Regions from separate parts of the Homo sapiens genome. Here all the other regions are linked to region 1. A link is a loop called in an ENCODE intact Hi-C map of the cell type or tissue named here. Cell type or tissue: A673. All regions are shown on one strand.

Region 1 (5,000 bases):
TGGGGGAAGTCAGTTCGAAAGCCATTGTTTTGGGATAATCTATGATGTCATTGTTGCTTTAGGGGCATTATCTTGTTAGAGGCTCACACCTATATTATGAGGCAGGTAGAATATTATCCTTACATTATCCATTTTTTTTTTTTTTTGAGATAGGGTCTTGCTCTGTTGCCTAGGCTGGAGTGCAGTAGCACAATCACAACTCTGCAGCCTTGACCTCTTGGGCTCAAGCGATCCTCCCACCTCAGCCTCCCTAGCAGCTGGGACTACAGGCATGCACCACCACACTTGGCTAATTTTTGAATTTTTTGTAGAGACGGGGTTTTGCCAGGTTGCCCAGGCTGGTCTCGAACTCCTGGGCTCAAGTGATCTGCCTGCCTTGGCCTCCCAAAGTGCTGGGATTACAGGGCTGAGTCACTGAGCCTGGCCTATCCTTAATTTATGGAAAAATGAGATACAAGGGCCAGCAAAAACCTACGAGTTGAGGCTTCAAACTCATCGGCCTTAGAAACCGAAGCGCTCTGCTACAAAATCCTAGATTCTCATATGCCTTGTTCTGCAACTCTCTTGATGTATAATCTATGCCAGCTCTGTCCAATACGGTTGCCTAAACTGTATTGTGATTAGTCCAATAGAATGGGCAATGGGGCTAGTCCAATCTGAGATGTACTATGTCAGATACACCAGATGTTAAAGACAGTATGAACAAAAAGAATTTAAAATACCTTATTTTCATGCTGATCACATATTGAAATGATCCTATTTTGGACACATTGGGTTAAGTAAAGTATATTGTTTTGGTCAATTTCACCTGTTTCTTTTTTACTTTTGTGTATATAGCTGTTAGTATTGGAGATTACATATGTGGCTTGAATTCTATGCCTATTGGGCAGGGCTGCTCTATAGGAAGAGAGGTAGAAAAGGTCAATGGTGGGATAAAGCAGTCCAGTGGACAACCTTCCAGGCCTGTCTCCAGGTTGAAGGAACTGAGTGGGGAAATTATTCCTTAGAATTAAGCAGCAAATGGGCTTGAAAACCAAATACAGCCATGCTCTTTGGATTGGAGTCGAGAGCTATAGACCGTGTCCCAGCACCGCCTGCTAGCCTGCCATGGTGAGCAGCCACTTCCAGCATGAATACATCTTTGTGACTGGGTTCTTGGGCCTTTTTGGGTTCCTTGGTGGGTCTAGTTGCCAAGAGCTGGTGGAATCTATAGTGAGCAGCTGAGAGAAAATGACCACAAAGAGAGGTAGCACAAAACACAGTTCTGTGGCTCTCGGACAACCTCCTGACAGTTCAGAAAAGGTACTGAACTTTCTCAGGGTCCCTGTTGCATGCTGGGCTTTCCGGGAAGTAGGACTCTGAAGTGGACTTTAGTGTGCGGGAGGTTTATTAGGGAGAGCCTGTGGGATCCATGACTGAGGAAGGGAAGAGAAGAAAGCAAGAGTGGGCAGAAGGAGAAGTCGAGCTATGATGCAGTCTTTAGGGAAGTCTTAGCCCACTCTATAAGGAGGTTGAAAGATTGAATGACCCTTGGAGCTGTCCCAAGATGGAATAAGAGGGCCGAGCCTTAATTCCCCCTTGTCAATCAGTCATCAGATGTGGGCTATCCTGGGAAAAGATGCGGCCCTGGCCATAGCTAAGGGCCTGATGGGGATGGGGGAAGGGTGTCTGCTGGTGGCATTCTTTGAAGCTAGGGGAAGAAGTCCTTCATTCCAAAAAAAGGGACACAGCTGGCGTCTGAATCTGGGTCCCCTAACTCCTTGTCCAGCACTGATTCTCCCATTCTGCCCAACCAGAGGATCCAAGCTGTTGTTCAGAGCAGGACATTTATACAAGGCCAAACCAGAATAATCAGGATCTGGAGCGAGAAAGGCACTTTGCAGAGGAAACAGACTGAGATTTCTAATTCTGCTCCTCTTTGCAAAAGTGCCCATTGTCTCACGGGACGTGTCAATCCTGGAGCAGTCAAGGATCATGGGAGGCTTACTAAGGATGCAGCCAAGATCTGCTGTGAGTGTGGGCCAGTGAACTTTGCTGTGTCCTCTTACACAGATGGCTCTCTAACCTCAGCCAGCAGTGTCATCAATCTAAGAAGGCAAACACGACTCATCAAAATAAACATGGTCATCTCAACTGCTGGAGAGGCAGGAGCTCCTGTACCTGTACACTCAGGAGAGCAGCGTGGTTGCTCTTGAGCTGTGTCCTTTGCCTCTCATTTTTGGCATGGTTTCCCAGCAAGAGGCCCCCGCTCATATACCAAGTACATGTTCAGGTCAAGGGCCCTCAGTGATGGCAAAACTCTCAAAAGGGGTTAGGAAGGTGATCAGTTGTTGTGGCTGCCCCGTGCTTTCTGGGGGGTGTGTTCTGAGCAAATAGTGTTGGCCTACAGGGCTGTCAAAATCTTGGGAGGCAGGTAGGAGAGAAGGGGGCAATGGTGTCCAAAACCAGCTTGGAAAATGAAGGATTGGATCCAGCAAGGCTGACTCTTCTATTTCTGTCATTGTTTTTCTTAGGCAAGTTGCCCATTTTTGTTATGGTTAACATAGGAGTAATTCAGCCTTCGCAGGGCCCCAGCAAAACCAGATGGAACCATATCTCTCCTGGACAGACGGGGGTCGAAGCTGGTTTTTCAGATAAAACTCTGTACAGAGCCCTGAGGGAGGGGGTATGGAGAAACACACGCGAAATAGAAGCCGAGTAATGAAAGCTCCAAGCAGAGCAGCACGTAATCAGACAATTATTGAACTAAGACTATAGCTTTAAGTCCTGAAACTTCTGGGTCAGAAAATTCTTCTAATAATAGTTAATAAGAACATAATCCTTAACTATAAGAAGCAGGGAAAGTTGTCTAGAAGACGAACTGCAGGTTACAGCTGAGTTAACAAACAAAAACGCAGATTTGTGATGACTTTAACCAAAAAGAATGGAACAATAGTAAACGCACTGAGGCTTGGAAAAGGGGAGAAAGCACTGGCAGGAAACAGGAAAAACCCGCTTTGCTTTGATTAGCTCTTAATGAGTTTTTGACTGAATGTAGAGCACACTCTTTTACCACCATCTTGTGGCCAAATACAGAACTGCAACCTACTTAGAAGGGTCTTTATCTCCCCTTCGTCTTTTTCTTTTCTTTTCTTTTTTTTTTTTAAAGAGACCATGGATACTGCTAACCCCCTCCTCTTTTTCTATTTGCCATTCTTGTGCCTCAGTCCCCAAAGTGGAAGCCGAGTGATTGGATTTGCCCCACCGTTTCACCTCTGTGGATTCCAAGTCCCAGCTCTATTACATGATAGAACCATAGCCTTTTTTACCTCCATCAAGGCCCTTGGCCCTTTCTTCCCCCCACCAAGAGATACACCTCCCAGCATGACCGCCTGTGGAAATGTGTGTGCTGTGTGGTGTGTACCACACATGTCAGGGGTGACACTTGATGAGGACCCAGGCAAAGTGGGGCCAGGAACTTACACAATTTTGAAATTCCACTTTAAGTAACAGTATATAGGATTCCAGGTACACACTTTAGTATGAAAAGAAATCACAAGAAATTCTGAATTTTGAACAGTTGACAAGTACCCTAAACCTCACAAAATTCAGACAATATGACAACATGTTTTTATTAATTAACTGCCTAACACACCTCTATAGCAGTTTTTAATCTTGCCATTTTTGGCTGCATACTGGTTGATCAATCTTCAGTGGGATCAATGATTCCAAAAATGTGTGTGTGTGTGTATATATGTATATATACACACACATTTAATACATTTAATATATATATTATATAGTTCATCTGAAATTAGGGCATATAAGGGCAATTCAAATGCCTTCTTAAATTTCCTCTACATTGTGCAGGGCTACGTAATTATGTAATCGAATTACTCTTATGGGATAAAAATTGACTCGTTGATAAATATGTTTCTTTAGGGCATTTTGCTGTGTCAGTGGCAATTTGGCCTGCCGTTTCATCTGGAACTGCCAGACTTCATCAGGACAAGGGACATCAGGTACTCCAAGATGCAGTCCAATTCACTGGGCTGGATAAAACATGTGACTTCACACACAGACCTGCTTTCTGTTTTTTGTACTGATGTAGGTTTGTGCCCTATAAACCAGGAATTCTGATCCATTCTATTTCACATACATTCCATCAGAAAAGAAAAATATATGGTACGTTCATAATTGTATACATTGCATCACCGAATATATTTCAGACAGGGGAGTATTTCCGTTTTGTCTAGGCTTGGATGGCAACTGAATCCTCTGCTTACAAGTTTTCATGCCTGAATTTTCCACAGAGTAGTTTCTGACTCCATACTTTTCAAACCTTGTTTCTCTTCCACTATACTTCTGGTTCTGGACACCATAAGATGGATTTACACTGAGATCTAACCTCTGGGCCTGAACCAACTGGAAAGTCGATCCAGTGGGTGGTGAGAGTTTCCCAGAAGCCATGCTGACACTGGGATAGCTAGTAATGTCTTAAAAGTACACATAAAAGGCCAGGCACGGTGGCTCACACTTGTAATCCCAGCACTTTGGGAGGCTGAGGCAGGCGGATCACCTGAGGCCGGGAGTTCGACACCAGCCTGGCCAACACGTTGGAACCCTGTCGCTACTAACAATATAAAAATTAGCCCGGTGTGGTGGCACAAGCCTGTAATCCCAGCTACTCGGGAAGCTGAAGCAGGAGAATTGCTTGAACATGGGAGGCGGAGGTTGCAGTGAGCCCAGATGGCGCCATTGCACTCTACTGTGGGTGCCAGAGCGAGAATCTGCCTCAAAACAACAACAACAACAACAACAAAACAGTACACACAAAATATTCCACTAAACCTAACTTAAATATATCCTCAACTCAACTTCCCCTTAGCTGGATATGTATTAAAAAAATCCCCCAGTCACTCCAATGCAACCTGATCTGAGGGTGAGTATGGCCACCAGGAAGTAGGAGTAAAAGGCAACAGTGGTCACAGACAGATAGACATCTAGATAGACAGATAGAT
Region 2 (5,000 bases), 710 kb before region 1:
GATTGTTGTCAAATTTGGGAAAACCTCTATCAAGTTTCTTTCATATAAAAGCGGTAAGTTTTCAGGGTATATCAAGGTTTCATGTTCAGGAACTAACCTTAAATACTCTAAATTGGCAATACTCATGGACCAATTTGACCTCCAATTCTTGCTGTAGAGGTCTAGTCTATTATGAGATTTATGTTATCTTTATCAATGACAGTATTTTAGTCAAATCTGCACAAAATGTAAATGTTTTCCTGCTGTGTTCATGTATTTCACTTATTTTATTAAGTAGATTATTTAATAATCTAAGAGCCCATATATTACCTCTATTCAAAATTTATCTCTTCCTCTTTTGGTATGATCTGAAAAAATATTTTGGTACAATTTACTTCTCAGATGTCAGAATAGTTTCTATAGGTTATATATAGAAATATTTGAAAAATATTTTCATCATATAGTGAGTTTGCAATTATATTACTGCATTATTGAATATATATATATTTTTTTTTTTCTTTTTTTCTTCTTCTTCTTCTTTGAGACTGGGTCTCACTCACTCTGTCACCCAGGTTGGAGTGCAGTGGTGCAATCATGGCTCACTGCAGACTTGACTTCCTGGGCTCAAGTGATCCTCCCACCTCAGCCTCCCCAGTAGCCAGGACTACAGGTATGCGCCGCCACACCTGGCTGATTTTTTAATTTTTTTTTTTAGGGATAGGGTCTTCCTACATTGCCCAGGCTGGTCTCAAACTCCTAAGCTCAAGAGATCCTCCTGCCTCATCCTCCCAAAGTGCTGGGATTACACGCGTAAGCCACCACGCATAGCCTGATTATATTCTTAAGAGGAAAAACTTTCATTTTGATCTGCTTACAAGTTTTCATGTTTGATGGTTGGAAGAATTTTCCATGGATTAACGTCTGGCTCTGTACATTCCAAACCTTGCTGCTCCTCCACCAGCCCAGTCCCAGCTGCTATAGTGCATAGTATCATGAGGCCAGGTGGGCAGGTCAAATCATTCCTGGAAGTCATTCCTACCCCAGGATGGCCAATAATAACTATATGTGAAAACATATGTGAAAACTATATGTGAAAACTATATGTGAAAACATATGTGAAAACTATATGTGAAAACATATGTGAAAACTCTATGTGAAACGTATCCCATTTTAAAGGCCCCGAAGAGTCTTCTGCAAATGAGGGGCTCTGAGGGTTAAGCTTCATGAGTTCTGTGTATGTATGAGTGTGTGAGAGGGTTTTTTGTTTGTTTTTTGAGAGAGTCTCACTCTGTTGCCCAGGCTGGAGGGCAGTGGCATGATCTTGGCTCATTGCAGCCCCCGCCTCCTGGGCTCAAGGGATTCTTCTGCCTCAGGCTCCCAAGTACCTGGGATTACAGGCACTCGCCACCGCACCTGGCTAAGTTTGTATTTTTAATAGAGACCGGTTTTACCATGTTGGCTAGGCTGGTCTCAAACTCCTGGCTTCAAGTGATCCGCCCACCTCAGCCTCCCAAAGTGCTGGGATTACAGAAATGAGATTTTTTTTTTTTTTTTTTTTTTTTTTGAGACAGAGGTTCGCTCTTGTTGCCCAGGCTGGAGCGCAATGGCACGATCTCGGCTCGCCGCAACCTCTGCCTCCCGGGTTCAAGCGATTCTCCTGCCTCAGCCTCCGAGTAGCTGGGATTACAGGCATGCACCACCACGCCCGGCTAATTTTTGTATTTTTTAGTAGAGACGGGCTTTCTCCATGTTAATCAGGCTGGTCTCGAACTCCCGACCTCGGGTGATCTGCCCGCCTCGGCCTCCCAAAGTGCTGGGATTACAGGCATGAGCCACAGCGCTCAGCCGGATTGTTTTCTTTTTAAAAAAAGGGGGCAGGGCCAGGCACGGTCGTCACGCCTGTAATCCCAGCACTTTGGGAGGCTGAAGCGGGTGGATCACCTGAGGTTGGGAGTTTGAGACCAGCCTGACCAACATGATGAAACCCCGTCTCTACTAAAAATACAAAATTAGCCGGATGTGGTGGCACGTGCCTGTAATCCCAGCTACTCGGGAGGCTGAGGCAGGAGAGTCGCTTGAACCCAGGAGGCAGAGGTTGCGGTGAGCTGAGATCGCACCATTGTACTCCAGCCTGGGCAACAGGAGTGAAATCCCATCTAAAAATAAATAAATAAATAAATAAATAAATAACAGGGGCAGCAGGGCACGGTGGCTCATGCCTGTAATCCCAACACTTTGGAAAGCCGAGGTGGGCAGATCACCTGAGGTCAGGAGTTTGAGACCATGGTGAAACCCCATCTCTACCAAACATGGTGAAACCCCATCTCTAGTAAAACTACAAAAAATTAGCCAGGCATGGTGGCACGCGCCTGTAATCCCAGCTACTCGGGAGGCTGAGGCAGGAGAATCTCTTGAACCCTGGAGGTGGAGGTCGCAGTGAGCCAAGATCACGCCACTGCACTTTAGCCTAGGCAACAAGAGCGAAACCCCATCTCAAAAAAAAAAAAAAAAAAAGCTTAAAAAAAGCTAAGAAATACAAAATTTAGCCAGCATGGTGGCGCACGCCTGTAATCCCCGCTACTCGGGAGGCTGAGGCAGGAGAATCGCTTGATCCCAGCAGTGGAGGTTGTGGTGAGCCGAGATCGCGCCACTGCCCTCCAGCCTGGGCTACAGAGATTCCATCTAAAACAAAAAACAAAAAACAAACAAACAAAAAAATAGGAGCCAACAGAATACCAAAGGGCCCAGTACAGAGAGCTTGGATCTGTGCCTCCGCATGAGTCCCGACTCCCTGTGACCTTGAACAGATCTCTTACTTCGAGGCTTGTCCACCTTGGTTCCTCCCACCCGAACCCACCCTGCCCAGACAGCCTCATGGGCCATGTCACCCCGCGGCCTCTAGAGGGCAGCATATCCTCACTTCGGAAGACCCGGCTGCAGTCCCGGCGCAAGGGCAGCGGCACCGGCTTGGTTGCTAAGGGGGCTTCGGAGTCTCGCTGCCGTCCTCGCTCGGGGGACTGTCGGCGCTTTGCGCAGTCGTGCTCCACGCGAGAGGACGCCGCCAGCAAGAAATATGTCAACAAGCCTAGCCTCGCGCAGGTGCCGCTTAGTTCCTAACGGATGCGCGTGATAGAACCGGGGCAGAGAGAGCGCCGCCTCCCTAGTGAAGTTCAAGTTCGCAGGACGGTTTTCATTCCCCACGACCCCCACGGGTCAAGGTCCTCTTGACTTTGGGTCTGGGCACCTAAGGGAAGTAGGAAAGAGCTTGCAGGCCTGGCAGCTGTGGCCTAGGTAATATGACCACGGCGCTGGCAGTGCCACTGACTTCACACAGAAACACACCATGGGGACCCGGGACTCAGGGCCCTGGCCCCTGCAGAGGTATGTCAGAAGCCTTCCCTACCATCACGCCTCCCCCCGGGGACTTTGCCACCTCTCAGGCTCCTGGAGCACAGGACACTCCTCTTGATTTCGGGTGTCTGGCACCTGCTGGACAGGGGTGTTCATCAGCTGACGCGGGGATGCTTGTGACCAGGCGGGACCGGGAGCCCGGGTGGGCACACCACCTAGACAACAAGGCACAGCGCCTTGGCCAGCTGCTGCACCCCAAGCACCTATCCTGGGGGGCCTGTGCAGGATCTGATGAGGTCTGAAGAGCCCCCAATTTGGGGGTCGGGTTATGCACGGGGAGGGGACTCACTCTCCCATGGGACCTCCTCAGAAGGTGGCTGCCTTCCACCAGGGAGCAGTGGGCATAGCTAATGTTTTCAATTTTATCTTTGATCGCTGGAACTCAGGGGCAGGAGGAAGCTGAGAGTGTCCAGGGCTCCCCTCCCACTGTTTGTGGGTAAAGGGGTGTGGTGAGGAGGCAGAAAGGAAGGATCTAGGTGAGAAAAGCACTCTGATGAAATTGACTATTGTCAGCCCTTGTCAGCTGTGGTGTGCCAGGCAGAGGGTGTGTGTGCACGTCCCTGGAGCAACGTGCAGGGGAAGGCACATGTTTTTTTAAAAATTTGAGGCGGCTGGGCGTGGTGGCTCATGCCTGTAATCCCAGCACTTTGGGAGGCCAAGGCAGGTGGATCACTTGAGGTCAGAAGTTCGAGACCAGCCTGGCCAACATGGTGAAATCCCATCTCTACTAAAAATACAAAGATTAGCCGGACATGGTGGCAGCGCCTTTAATCCCAGCTACTTGAGAGGCTGAGGCAGGAGAATCACTTGAACCTGGGAGGTGGAGGTTGCAGTGAGCCAAGATCGCACCACTGCACTCCAGCCTGGGCAACAGAGCGAGACTCCATCTCAAAAAACAAACAAACAAACAAACAAAAACATTTATTGAGGCTGGGCTCAGTGGCTCATGCATGTAATCCCAGCACTTTAGGAGGCTGAGGCAGGAGGATAGCTTGAAGCCAGGAATTCAAGACCAGCCTGGGCAACATAGAGAGAACCTATCTCTACCAAAAAATAAAAAATAAATTTTTTTTAAATTAAAAATTTATTGTGTAGAGTGTAGGACGCTTGCCAGAGACTGGGAAAGGTAGTGGGAGTGGGTGCGGATTGTTAATGGGTACAAAAAAATAGAATAGCATCTAGTATTTACAGAATAAATAAGATCTAGTATTTGATAGCACAACAGGGTGACTATAGTCAATAATAATTTAATTGTACACACTTATGATCCCAGCACTTTGGGAAGCCAAGGCAGGCGAATCAGATTGCTTGAGCTCAGGAGATTGAGACCAGCCTGGGCAACATGGTAAAACCCTGTCTCTACAAAAAATACAAAAAAATTTAGCAGGGCATAGTGGCGCACATCTGTAATCCCAGCTACTCGGGAGGCTGAGATGGGAGGATTGCTTGAGGCCCAGGGGCAGAGGTTGCAATGAACTGAGATTGCACTACCACTGCACTCCAGCCTGGGTGACAGAACGAGATCCTGTCTCAAAAAAAAAATTTTTTTTTAATTTATTGTGGTAAAATACATATATAATTAACCATGTTCACCATTAAAAGTTTTTTCT
Region 3 (5,000 bases), 1.8 Mb after region 1:
CTGACTTTTCATCCTCACAGCCTCAATATCTCTGGATCTTTATCCACCTTCTCCTCACTGATATCAGAGAAGACATGCTCACAAACTGCAAATGCAGCACACCTACTAATGTCTGTTAGCCAAATCTCCTACTCCTAGGCCAGCCCTTCTTCTGTGTCCATGATCTCATCTACTTCTTCCTCTTTGTGATGCTTGAGCTCTCCCTGGACACTTCCCTGTCATCCTAAGTCATTCTCACTCTGCTGATTTTTTTCTTTTTCTTGAATTGCATATTCACATTTCCTCTATCTTTAAGAACAAATAATACTCCCAAAATATCACCCCCCAAAATTTCCTTTACTTTCCCTCTATGAAATACTAGTCCATCTCCCTTCCTATCTTCCCCAGGCTTCTAGAAAGCTTAATATACACCTGTTCTCTCTGCCTTAATACCTATTATCTCTGATAATTCCTTGTAACCTAATTCTATTTCTTCATAACCAATCTCCACCTGGCCTTAAGGGTTTGCCAGGGACCATCTATGGCATCGATGGGGTTTGCAACCCCTGTGTCCATTGGCATTGCAGGCATCTCTCTACTCTTCTCCGATGTGTTTTTCTCCCTCAGCTTTAAGGGGAAGAATTTACTCCTTTAAACATCCATTGTCTACCCTATCTCTGATGGATGCCAATGTGATGCAAATATAAATGAAGCTCATTTTCTCCCTTAAGATGTTTACCCTCAAACACTGACAACATGTTAATATGTTGGGATAAAAGAATGTGCCTAGGACTCCTGGGATGGTGAATAGGAAGTGGTTAATTGAGCCTGGTGCTTGAAGAAGCTTTGGGGGTGATCCCACAGGCAGTTATAGCCTAAATGGCAATGTAGACAGTCAAGGCATTAACAGAAGTCAAGAAACCAGGAGGAGAAACTCTAGTTAGTGGATGATGAGTTAATACTTGGCTGTGTTTTGGGTAAAATGACAGCTGGACATCCAGGAAGTTGAGCCAGTCAGTCCACTTGGCGAAAGAAAGATTATAGAGGTAGAAGAGATTTGGAAATCAACTGCGGAGGCGGGTGGCTGACACCAGAAGAGTAGGTGAGGTCACCAGAAGATAAGGCTATAGAAAGAGAAGAGAAGAGATCCAAGGGCTGAGCTTTGAGGTGAAGAGAGAAGAGAAGCTAGAATTGCCCAGAAGGAGGATATCTTCCCTCCTTCCACATCCTCCTCGATGCCATCACCAGAACAACTGTTTTGAAGTGAAGACCTGTTCTGGTCACCTTCCTGCTTAGAGACTCTCAATGGCTTCCATATTGCCTACAAGATAAAACAAACAGAAAAAAAAAAATCTCCTTAGCACAAGACCCTTCAAGGTCTAACACCTGTGTACTTCACCTTGTTTATCAACCCTCCCTGGCAGGGCCTATACCCTAACCCAGTGGTTCTGACCTTGGGCTTGTATCAGAATCACATAGAGGGCTTGTTAACACAGAGATGGCCAGGTCCCCTCCCCCAGTACTTTTTCATTTCCTAGGTCTGAGGCAAAGCCTAAAATTTGCATTTCTAACAAGTTTCTGGAGATGCTGATACTGCTGGGGAGAGCAACACTCTCACCCTTTAAGGATCACTGCTCTAACCATGGCAGGCTTCCCCAGCCAGAACAGAGTTCTCTGCCTCTGTGCCTTTGCTGTTGATACTCTATGCCAGTAATATCCACCCTCTCTTCATTGCCAGTGGCAAAGTTCGAGAAAACATCCTAGACAAATTATCTTCTTTGGTGGCTACGCACACTGATTCCTGTCTCTTGCTAACAGTTATTCGGCACCTCTGATAATGCAGGCAATATGCTAGATTTGAGTTGCCAAGACAATTCAGAAAGCAATAGAAACCCAGCCCTGAGCTCTTGCTGCGTGGAGCCCAGTCTTAATATGTTGATATACTGTCTGCCCTGGTCAGGATCTTGGGTGGTCCCAAGGCTTGCGAGGAAGAAAGGAGGGGGAAATCAGCAGCTCTCACCACGAGGCTCTGGAGAAAGAATGATTCAGGCGCTGAATGTTAACAGTATTGCTGCATTTGTCTTTTGTCCCCATCTAGAACACAGATTTCTTAAATGTCAGAGTAGAACTCTTTGTGTTATGTGCTGCTTACGATTGCCTTGTACATAAAAGCCGCTTATTTTTGAATGAATGAAATGAACAGCGGTGTGTCCAATTTGTTATTTGCTTCTAAGTTTATTTAAACAGAAGAGGCCATGCCAGATGACATCTGCACCATATACATTTGTCACATTTATGTTAACATGCAGCTTTTGAAAGTACATTTCATACTATCTCTATTATCTTCTGTTATCCTCCCTTTTTTATCTGATCAATTAGATAGTAGCTTTTGACCAGATGGTCATTAGGCAAGAAGACATATATTTACCTACTTGAGAGAGCCTGAAAGACTTGGACAATTCAAAATAGGGCATTTCTAAACAATGATTTTTTTAAAGTAAGTTGTTAACTTCACATAGAACTTTGTTTTCCTAAAATAAATTTAGAAATGAAAAAGAAAAAAAAAGCCCAGTAGATTTGGATTTTTTTGGAAGACTTACACCAGGCTTTTTCAGATCACGACACAGTAACGTAGCACCACTTTGCCATCTAGTGTTGTGGGTCAGTATTACCTGTGGTGGCACCAATAAGCAGTTTTCTTCAGACTTTATTAAAGCGCACAAAGATGCCTACAGGAGTTAAATATATCTTAGAATGCCATGGATCCTATTTCGAAAAAGTCAGTCTTCTTTTCCATTCTTCCCTTCTCAAAGTCTTTGGAAAACAACCAAGCTGAACTGAATTCAGAGCATATTGCAATTTTTGCTCTTAGAAATCCCCCACATGCATCTGCTGGGTGATATCCTTAAACATGGGAGAGGATGGTGGAAGAGGACAGAGCAGCTGCAAGTAGGTCTAAGTTGCTCAGCTGCAGCTGACAGGAGAGCTGAGCACGGCCTTCAAAGTGGACCCTGGTTGATGAGGAAGCCCAGTGTGAAGATTACACAGGTAGTATCCGGAGCATTCTACCAGTGTTCAAATCCTCGTTCTGCCATAGTACTAGCTGTGGGAACTTGGGCAAGTTCATTTAGCCTCTCTGTACTTTAATTCCCTCACTTGCAAAATGGGGATGTTCTCCATTCGTATGGCTGTTAGTATTAAATGAGTTCCTATGTATTAAGCCTACGTGCTGTATATTGACTGTACAATCTTTGTTAGAATGGCTGGTCTATAACTTACTACTTGTGTAATTTTAAGCAATTTTCTTAACATCTTTGAGCCTCAGTTTCCTTATTTGTGGAGACAGATTTATTTTTATTATAAGCAGTAGCATACCTAGCATATTTGACATCCAGAGTAGATTATTTTTACACTCCCTTCCTCATATAACAAAATCATTTTCAGTAACATTCACGAAATGAAAGTAATAATTGTAACAGTCCCAGAGAAACACAGATAGTGAAAATATTTTTTATTAAATTTTCACACCAGGAAAAAAGCAAAACAAAAATAAATATTACAGTACCAAAAAGGAAAAATAAACTGAATTAATATTTTTATTTATAGTAATGTATTTAAAGGAGGGGGAACCCACATGAAGAAACATGTCCAATTCATTGAACACCACAAGATTCCGCGAGTGATGTGCACACCGAATGACAGATTGAAGCATCTCAAGTTCTTTTTTTTTTTCAGCCACGGTCCTCTCATTGTGATTTCAAAGCTACCGTTTAAATGTAGGAATATGTAAGTACCACAGCAAATGGAGAGGCAAATTGCATCTGAAGTGAGTTCAAGTGATTCTGAACCAACATGAACTTACTCTAGAATCAAATGGATTGTAGCTGAGTCCACGTAGGTCAGCAGCCTGCTGTGTGAGTGGGGGTTCTCGCATTATTGTCCATGCAGAAAACACTTTATTAAAAGGGTAAGTCATGAAAATATGCCAATTTGAAACTTACATATGTTCTTTAAAACTCAGCGCTAACCTCTGCAATTGTAGAACTTGATCCAAAAAGATATTTTGGAGGTGAAGGAGGAGTATTTTATCATTGACGTTGTTTAGAATTGCTTAGACATGCTAACAAGAAAATAGAGACCAATTTGTGGTTGGTTTTAGTGTTGTTTGTAGTTTCTTCACAGAAAAATGTGTCCTCCTCTTGCCTGTACCCTGAGCCAGCTGTGCCCATTGCCTTGCCTTTAGTACCCATTGTTTCTAAGAGATAAGTGAGAAAAGCAGCCAAGACAATACATTCAATATTGAATATTTAACATCTTCAATATATTCTTCTTTCATGAGTTATTTCATCATCCCTCACCTCTTACCCACTCAAAGCCTGCTCTCCATCCCTTCATTCATACATACGTATGACTAAATGATTTTGAGCCTTCAGGTGACCAATGAGTGACAAGCTAACTGACAAATCCAGCATCCTATAATGTTTGATAACAAACAATCAACAGATTAGGTCTTCATTCAACACAGGCCTCATCTGGAGTTCTTCTCAAGACATCTCTCACACCAAAAGGTAGAGTCATTCCAAGCTGTCTTAGCATGTGGGTGTGGAGCTATCACTGCAGAGTTTGGTCCATGAGCCTGTCATTCACCTCTACTCTCAGACCTATACCCACCCTTTTGTATCCTCCACTCTGTATCACAAGGCACTCCATTTCCCTGGCTTCCGGGAAGGTTGAGCCAGTAGAAAACACAGGCAGAAGACTGGAGGGAGAAAAGAGGGAAGAAGCCAGGTGATCTCCCCACCCTCTCACTGCCTCAGGCAGCATCTCTGCAATAGCTGTGTCTCCTCCACAGAGACAAATTTCCTGAAAAGTTAATGAAGCTGAAGCTCCAGGGCCCCTCACTTGCGCAGACCTCTTCCAATGCCCTGTGTGTATCATTTTTTAACAGCTTTATTGAAATATAATTTACATACCATAAAATTCACCCATTGTAAGTGGATGTGGTTCAATGGTTTTTAGTA

Evidence for each region. A loop is a pair of places that touch in the nucleus more often than their neighbours do. Peaks named below come from ENCODE experiments on the same cell type or tissue, not always from the same donor. Only the 100,000 strongest peaks of a DNase experiment are listed, where the experiment ranks them.
Region 2: a loop joins it to region 1, with 5 times the contacts of the local background. A loop is called at or near these places in 19 of 110 quality-filtered maps.
Region 3: a loop joins it to region 1, with 5 times the contacts of the local background. A loop is called at or near these places in 3 of 110 quality-filtered maps.

What each region holds. Positions count from the first base shown.
Region 1 is chrX:40,542,134-40,547,133 of GRCh38, reverse strand. No RefSeq gene overlaps it. Among named protein-coding and RNA genes, the nearest start is that of ATP6AP2, 36 kb to the left of the region's middle. In A673, CTCF peaks have their summits at 3,087 (motif pointing left) and 4,750; a DNase peak (open chromatin) is centred at 3,023; H3K27ac peaks cover 650 bases.
Region 2 is chrX:41,251,756-41,256,755 of GRCh38, reverse strand. No RefSeq gene overlaps it. Among named protein-coding and RNA genes, the nearest start is that of LINC02601, 21 kb to the left of the region's middle. In A673, a CTCF peak has its summit at 2,879 (motif pointing right); a DNase peak (open chromatin) is centred at 2,895; H3K4me3 peaks cover 335 bases.
Region 3 is chrX:38,751,932-38,756,931 of GRCh38, reverse strand. No RefSeq gene overlaps it. Among named protein-coding and RNA genes, the nearest start is that of MID1IP1, 47 kb to the left of the region's middle. In A673, a CTCF peak has its summit at 2,647; no DNase peak of the experiment used is centred here.